Linked DNA regions of Homo sapiens: region 2 is linked to region 1. The links are chromatin contacts, found by Hi-C or POLR2A ChIA-PET in ENCODE. All regions are on one chromosome and are shown on one strand. Each heading gives the region's core, a stretch centred on a gene start or an enhancer-like site at or near the end of the contact. The rest is flanking DNA. Distances are from core to core; before and after follow the strand shown.

The links. A loop is a pair of places that touch in the nucleus more often than their neighbours do. ChIA-PET counts read pairs that join two places held with the same protein, here RNA polymerase II (POLR2A). Pooled maps may share reads with other maps.
Region 2: a loop to region 1 is called in a pooled map, with 3 times the contacts of the local background. The contact joins the promoter of TM7SF2 here to the promoter of TEX54 in region 1. A Hi-C loop is called at or near these places in 5 of 50 pooled maps. POLR2A ChIA-PET finds 5 or more read pairs at or near these places in 2 of 52 experiments (CD4-positive, alpha-beta T cell and naive thymus-derived CD4-positive, alpha-beta T cell).

Annotation. Positions count from the first base shown.
Region 1 is chr11:62,830,657-62,834,090 of GRCh38, forward strand. It overlaps TEX54 (testis expressed 54), which reads right to left and starts at 2,185. Exons shown (of 1, transcript NM_001395459.1): 1 at 1,665-2,185. The coding sequence starts at 2,094. The coding sequence ends at 1,720. STX5 (syntaxin 5) reads right to left here and starts at 1,395. Exons shown (of 11, transcript NM_003164.5): 1 at 1,298-1,395; 2 at 363-606. The coding sequence starts at 587. WDR74 (WD repeat domain 74) reads right to left here. Exons shown (of 11, transcript NM_001369450.1): 9 at 3,136-3,281; 10 at 2,962-3,018; 11 at 2,255-2,475. The coding sequence ends at 2,296. STX5-DT (STX5 divergent transcript) reads left to right here and starts at 1,578. Exons shown (of 2, transcript NR_135084.1): 1 at 1,578-1,661; 2 at 2,907-3,387. RefSeq lists enhancers at 1,306-1,395, 1,766-1,835, 1,856-1,905.
Region 2 is chr11:65,109,937-65,113,370 of GRCh38, forward strand. TM7SF2 (transmembrane 7 superfamily member 2) reads left to right here and starts at 1,936. Exons shown (of 10, transcript NM_003273.6): 1 at 1,936-2,131; 2 at 2,579-2,775; 3 at 2,875-2,929; 4 at 3,284-3,434. The coding sequence starts at 2,080. It overlaps VPS51 (VPS51 subunit of GARP complex), which reads left to right. Exons shown (of 10, transcript NM_013265.4): 8 at 546-667; 9 at 758-845; 10 at 1,391-1,926. The coding sequence ends at 1,651. RefSeq lists enhancers at 191-1,118, 1,119-2,044, 1,741-2,035, 1,958-2,067, 2,138-2,187 and silencers at 877-1,052, 2,318-2,747.

The sequences.
Region 1 (3,434 bases), core at 935-3,434:
AAACTTATGGTAGAAGTATATTGGAAAATTCAAGGTGCATGTTTCTCAGCTAAAGGCTCTTCCTAGAACTTGTTCCTTATTCACACCAATTATATTGCAGCCAAGTACTCTCTGAAGTACTCCCTCCAGAATAGCAATCCTGCCCTCCAAAGGATTCCTCACAAAAAAAAGTCTAAGTCCTTGCCCCTAGTTAGCCAGCCGACCTCTTCTCTGTTGCTTATAGCAGACCCTACAGGCCCCATCCAAGCCTATCAGTTCCATCAGGTACCCCCCAAAATTACTTCGGTTAACAGTGGTGGAGCACAGTCCTTCCTAGATTTGAGTAAGGCTCACTCCTCGCCTTTTCCACTCCAGGTCCTTACCTGACGGGTCTGCAGCGACTTGCAGGCAGACAGAAACTCCTGGGTCCGATCCCGGCAGGACATGGTGTCGGGAGGGGGAGGGACGAGGGTCACTGGGGGGGGCAGAGGGGCGATGTCGCTGCTGCTACTGCCAGCAGTTGCAGGGGACAGGACCTGTGTCTTTGAGAGACCCAGGTAGACACCCTGATCCGTGTTCTTAGACCCGTAGCGTTTCCGCGGGATCATTGAGACGCATAACCTCGGACTGTTGTGGAGGGGAGAGTGTCATTCCCCAGGCAACTTCTTTACCCAAACTCCCCCGCCCCACCCCAATCAACAAATCCCCGAGCCCCTTCTGCACTTCTCGTGGACTTTCGCGCCCAGGACGCTCGCAAATCCTGGGGCGGACCAGCAGCGGAAAGGGCCCCGCTTTTCCCCTGTCCCAAGTCGAACCCGCTTCAGACTCTTCTTCCAACTTGGCTCTGGCGGCCAGAGCGCGGGCCGGGGACCCTGAAGCAGAGACAGGGCCAGAGCCAACCCCGTGGTCCTGAGACTCCGGCCCGGCCCGTGTAACTGCCCCGGGCCCTAACCCAGCCCTTTCGTTTCCGCGGTTTCCTTCGGCCCCTCCGGGAGGGCCAGTGACGGACCTCCAAAGACTGACACACTTCGGTGGGCGGAGGGGGAAAACCTCTGGGTGTTTATTTGAAACAGGAAGTCCCACCCCCCGCCCAAGGTCCGCCTTCTGGAAGACTTCAACCACTCATTAGCTAAGGCCGACGTCTCTCTCAACAGAGGCTTTCCTGATTGGACGGCAAGGAATTCGCTCACCCGGAGCCGGGCCGGCAGGACTTGCCCGCTCGCCCCTGATTCCCTTCCCCCCGCCAGTCGTCGCCCCCGTAAAACCACTGCCCCAGAGCTGACACGGCGGCCAGATCCCCTCTTAAAGCGAATCTTACCTCCCCTCTGCCGCCTGCCGCCGCCGCCACTTCCAATCTCACCGGCCGTCACTGCCTCCTCCCCGAGCACTGAAGCCGCCGAAACCCGACCAAAGACTGGAAGCGGCCACGTCACCTACACGTAACCCCACCCCCAGTGACGAGGGGGCGGTCCCACGCGTTTCAAGCCCAGCGACCCGAAAGACACGCCCCACACCCAAACGCAAGAGCGATCCCGCCCTCCCATTGGCTAAGGCGCCACCGTGACCCCGCCCCAGAGTACTACAGCAGGCGCTCAGGGGGCTGGGCCCGCCTCCGGGAAGGAGCCTTAAAGAACCAGCTGCCCGGTGGTGTCCGCGCCCAGTCCCCCAGAGTGGTCGTGCAGGTATACGTTAGAAATTTTATTCTCTGGAGGTTGGGGCGGACTGAGAGCAGGTCTGGGGTCATCCCTTCTCCGGCTCCTCCTGGTTGCCTTCTCGGATCGGACTCTCCTGCTTCCGAATCTGGTCTGGTTGCCTCTTGCTTGGCCGCGAGGAGCCCCGACGACCGAACGTGGATAGTCGCCGCCACAGCACGGTAATCAGAAGGCTTTCGTTCGACTTGTGATTCGGATGGTCCGGGGAGTTCAAGTCGATATCTTCGGCGCCTGAGGGGACGACGAGGCCTCTGAGCTCACCCCTACCCTCGGGAAGCCCCCTCTCACACTCCCTGGGCCCTCTTTGTGTGTCTGTGGTCTCATCTTCCCTGCCGTCCTCAGACTCTTCCTCCTTGGACTGCTCATCAGACATCTCAAAGTCCTTGTCTTGGCAGCAGCCCATGGCCCCGCGTGGCCCTGGACTCCGTGCCACCCACGCCAGCCTGCCTGCCTCCAGGCCCGGCTTTTGTGACATCAGATATCCCGTCGCCCCAGCTCAGGCAGCCCCCACCCCAAGCTACCCCTCATTCCTTTCTCCCATCACAAAAGGCTCAGGGTCATGGTGGGTGTTCAGCAGTTTATTTACAAAGTGGGCACAGGGGCGTCAGGGGCTGGTGGACCCAGGCCGCTTCTTCTTTCTCCGTCTCGTTTGGAGAGCTCCTTGGGGCTGCTCCAAACCCGAGAGCTTCCGCTTGGCAGCTGCCTCCAAGGATGCCCAAAGTTCATCTGTCTCTGTGTCTTCTAGGGGCACCTTGTTGGGTTCTTGAGGCTCTTGGGGCTCATCCTGGTGAGTGGGAAGAAAGCTTAGGAGTCAGGGGGGCCGGGCACGGTGGCTCCCACCTGTAATCTCAGCACTTTGGGAGACCAAGGCAGGAGGATTGCTTGAGCCCAGGACTTAGCGACCAGACTGGGCAACATAAGGAGACCCCATCTCCACAAAAAGAAGTTTAAAAAAAAAAAAAAAAAAAAAAAAAAAGAAAAGTAGTCAGGGGCACAGGGACAAACCCACAGGGAAGGAGACCCTGGCTGAGAAAGAATCCCTCTGGGTACCACCACCTTTATTCCCTGCTCCTAGAAAGCAACCCCATCCATGCTGTTGGCAATAACCCTCTCAGGATTTTAACTGTTAATGCCTCTCAGAGAAATTAAGTGACCAGGCAGGTAAACAGATAGTCCCAAGTCTGCATTCCAGCTGCCTCCTTTTCCTCTCCATAGGGAGGTCCTCACATCTATGCCCTTGGCTCCCACATTCCCGGGCCCAACTGCTCACCTCCCAGTTGTCCCTGCCTGACAAGAGGAGGCAGTTCAATTGAGACTTGAGATAAACCTGCAAAAGATGAGGGACCTTAAGGAGCCAGGCATGCTGAGACAGAAACATGAACGGAGGGCACAGGAGGCGGGGCCTCCACAAGACCATGAGTTGGAGGTGGGAGAGACAACTTACCTTATGCTCCAGACCCCGTGGATTCTGGATCCTGTGTATCCTCAAGACTCTGTCCAAGCCACAGGAGGCTAGTAGAGGCTTTGAAGGGTGGCACTGCAACCCACGCACACTGCCTGCCAGCCCCTTCAGACAGCCCAGTAGACGCCCTAGAGAAGGGGGGAAGCATCCGTGATAACTGGCTGGCCAATAACCAACCATTCATTGTTTCCTGTTCCAATCACTTTCCATTTCAACATTTAATCTGCAACAAAACCCTGAGACTGGAGCTTCTACTAATATTTCCATTTCGCAGGTGAGGA
Region 2 (3,434 bases), core at 686-3,185, 2.3 Mb after region 1:
TGGCCGGGGTAGCCCTGACGCAGGCTGGGGGTACTGTCCCTTCAAGAGGGGCTGGGGCAGCAGAGGATCACTGGCAGTCCCTGCCTGGAGGAGGGGACATGTGTATCTGGGCTTCTCACGGGGCCAGTTCTGTAGCCAGGGCGTCCGTGAGGGAACCCCAGGGGAACAAGTCTCCAAGGATGAAGACCAAACGGGCTGGGGAGTGCCTATGTCCACGGTCTTGTTCCTTCTCAGCCCAGGATTATGACATCTTCGCCCCTATTTTACCTGTGGAGAAGCAGAGGCTCAGGGTTACCCAGGAAGTCAGGGCAGGGTTGGTGCTGGTGCTGAAGATTAGACCTCAGACCAACTCTTGTATCCTGCCTTTGCCCCACTCCACTGGTTCTATAAATAGCGACCATGTACCTACTAAATAGCGGGCCCCGCGGTGATTACCCTGTGATCCTTGTGATGCTTGAGTAGCTGACTTAGGGCATCCTCAGCACCGATGGGCTGGTGGTTTCCCCTGACTCGGGCCTCCTTGCAGTACCTCTTTTTACCACCAGGTGGGGCTCCTGTACGAAGAGGGTGTTCGCAAGGCCCAGAGCAGCGACTCCAGCAAGAGGACTTTCTCCGTGTACAGCAGCTCTCGGCAGCAGGGCCGCTACGCCCCCAGCTATACCCCCAGGTCTGGCTGGTCAGGGGAGCCCCAGGGGGAAGGGACAAAAGAGGGCGAGGGTGCAGGGCGGGCTCTGATTCCTTGTCTTCCCCAATCCAGTGCCCCGATGGACACCAACCTCTTGAGCAATATCCAGAAGCTATTCTCTGAACGTATTGATGTGTTCAGCCCTGTGGAGTTCAACAAGGTCCGACTTCCAACGTGACTCAGACTTCCAGGGATCCCGGGGAGGGTTGGCTGGAGCAGCCCCACACCTGCCCAAGGAGCCCCAGGACTCTGTGACCAACTGGGGGTGACCCTGACCCTCCAGTCTCTGTCTCTAGGGCTGTTTTTAGGTAGTACAGAGTGCCCTGCCTCCAAATCCCACAGCCCTTGTCCCAGTCTTGGTGTATGCCCAGCCTGAGTCTGGGTGCTGACCTGGGATTACTGTTTGCCCTTGTCCTTATCCCCACAGTAGTCTTGGGTCCTCCCCAGGGTTTTCTGTTCACCCATGGTCCCTGCCCCGCCTCACTCCAAGCTCAGGGATGCCTCTGATTGCTGGGCCCTACCTGTCCCCTGCCCTCCAGATGACGGCGCTAATATTGTATCCCTCCCTTCTTATCTGGCCCCGGAGACTTTCTGCCTCATCCCAGCTACTTCCATCGTATGTCTCCCGGGCCCCTGCTTGGAACTTGGGTGTCCCCCACACACACCTGCAGTCCCCAAGCTGCATCCCTGTGTCCCTGCCTGCAGGTGTCGGTGCTGACCGGCATCATCAAGATCAGCCTGAAGACGCTGCTGGAGTGTGTGCGGCTGCGCACCTTTGGGCGCTTCGGGCTGCAGCAGGTGCAAGTGGACTGCCACTTTCTGCAGCTCTACCTGTGGCGTTTTGTGGCCGACGAAGAACTCGTGCACTTGCTGCTGGACGAAGTGGTGGCCTCTGCTGCCCTGCGCTGCCCAGACCCTGTGCCCATGGAGCCCAGTGTGGTTGAGGTCATCTGCGAGCGCGGCTAGGCGCAGCCGCTGCCATGCACCGGTCTGTCCCTGCACCCCATGGCACCCAGGATCTGGTCTCGGTGGTCCTTCCCCGCAGGCAGGTGTCAGGACCGGCCTAATAAACATGTGTGGCCTCCTCCTCTCGCTTGCTGGGCGGGCCTTTCCGGGGGCGGGGTTTTGAAGCTGAGGCTTCTGAGGCGCCCGCGTCGGGTCCGCCCCCGAGCGCCGATTGGCTGGTGTGCTGGGCCCAGCATGGGCAGGGGGCGGTTCCACTTAAAAACCCTGGGACGAGAGCGGTCCTTGTCTGCGTTCCGTGTCCAGGCAGGTGCAGGCGCCGCGGGGCCGGATCCTCCGCGCGGCCGAGTCCATCTCCTGGGAAATGGGGCGGACAGTGTTTCCTTGACTGACTATTGTGAGCGCCCTCTCTCTCCGGCGGAGCGGAGACCATGGCCCCCACTCAGGGCCCCCGGGCCCCGCTGGAATTCGGAGGGCCCCTGGGTAATGGGGCAGAGAGATGGGACCTGGGGCAAAGGCTAAGCGAAGGAGAGCTGGAGCGGGTGAACTAAGAGCGGGGGCGAGATCTGAGGATGGAAGGCTTTGGGGGTGTCGGAGGCAGAGGGACCCGGGGGTTTGCAGCGAAGGGTGTCTGGAGAGGGAGAGCTGAGGAGGGGCCGGTTCTGGGGGCTGCAGAACGGGGATTTATGGTGTCGACTGGGAGCAGGAGGAGGGTCTTCGAGGGGCCTGGGGGCGGGGGACTAAGATGGACGCCTGGGAAGGGAACTGGGAGGCAGCGGGGTGCCTGGGGGCCGAGGGCTGAGGACGGGGTGCGGAGGCGCACTCTGGGAATGCCGAGAGGGTCCCGCAGAGACGTCAGGGCGCCCGTGCGGGCCGGCGGGGAGCTGGGGGGCTAGGGGCGGACGCCCGACGTGATGGCCCTTCCCGCAGGCGCCGCGGCTCTGCTACTGCTGCTGCCCGCCACCATGTTCCACCTGCTCCTGGCGGCCCGTTCGGGCCCCGCGCGCCTGCTGGGTCCACCCGCGTCCCTGCCGGGGCTGGAGGTGCTGTGGAGCCCACGGGCGCTGCTGCTGTGGCTCGCCTGGCTCGGCCTGCAGGCGGCGCTCTACCTACTGCCGGCGCGCAAGGTGCGGGCCCCGCTCGCGGACGCTCGGGGGAGGGAAGCGAATGGGCTCGGCGAGGGAAAGGACGCCCCGGGCCTTATCAGAGCCCCCTTGGACCCGCAGGTGGCCGAGGGGCAGGAATTGAAGGACAAGAGTCGCCTGCGCTATCCTATTAACGGTGCCTAGGGGACGGGCCCTCGCGCTGGAGTTAAGCGGCCGGGGGTGGAGCTCCAGGCCTAGCGGGGAGGTCCACGGAGATTGGCCCCCACCCCAGGCTCCTTTGTGTGCCTCTGTTACGCCCAGGACAGACGCCGGGGGCTCTCCCTATGCCCCTCGTCCCCACAGCCTTACCCCATTTACTGCTACTCCGTGCACCACAGCAGTGGCTGGGGTGATCCTCTGAAGGCCAGGGTGGCAGCCTAATGCTTGGGGCAGGGTCTGTGGCCCCCCTGAGTTTTGGGCTCTGCGTGTGTTTGCGGGGTGGGGATGTGGAGGCGCGCAGCCCCAGGGCTCACTGTGCGCTGTGGTTCAGGCTTCCAGGCCCTGGTGCTGACAGCCCTGTTGGTGGGGCTGGGGATGTCAGCGGGGCTGCCTCTGGGGGCGCTCCCGGAAATGCTCCTGCCCTTGGCGTTTGTCGCCACCCTCACCGCTTTCATCTTCAGCCTCTTTCTCTACATGAAGGC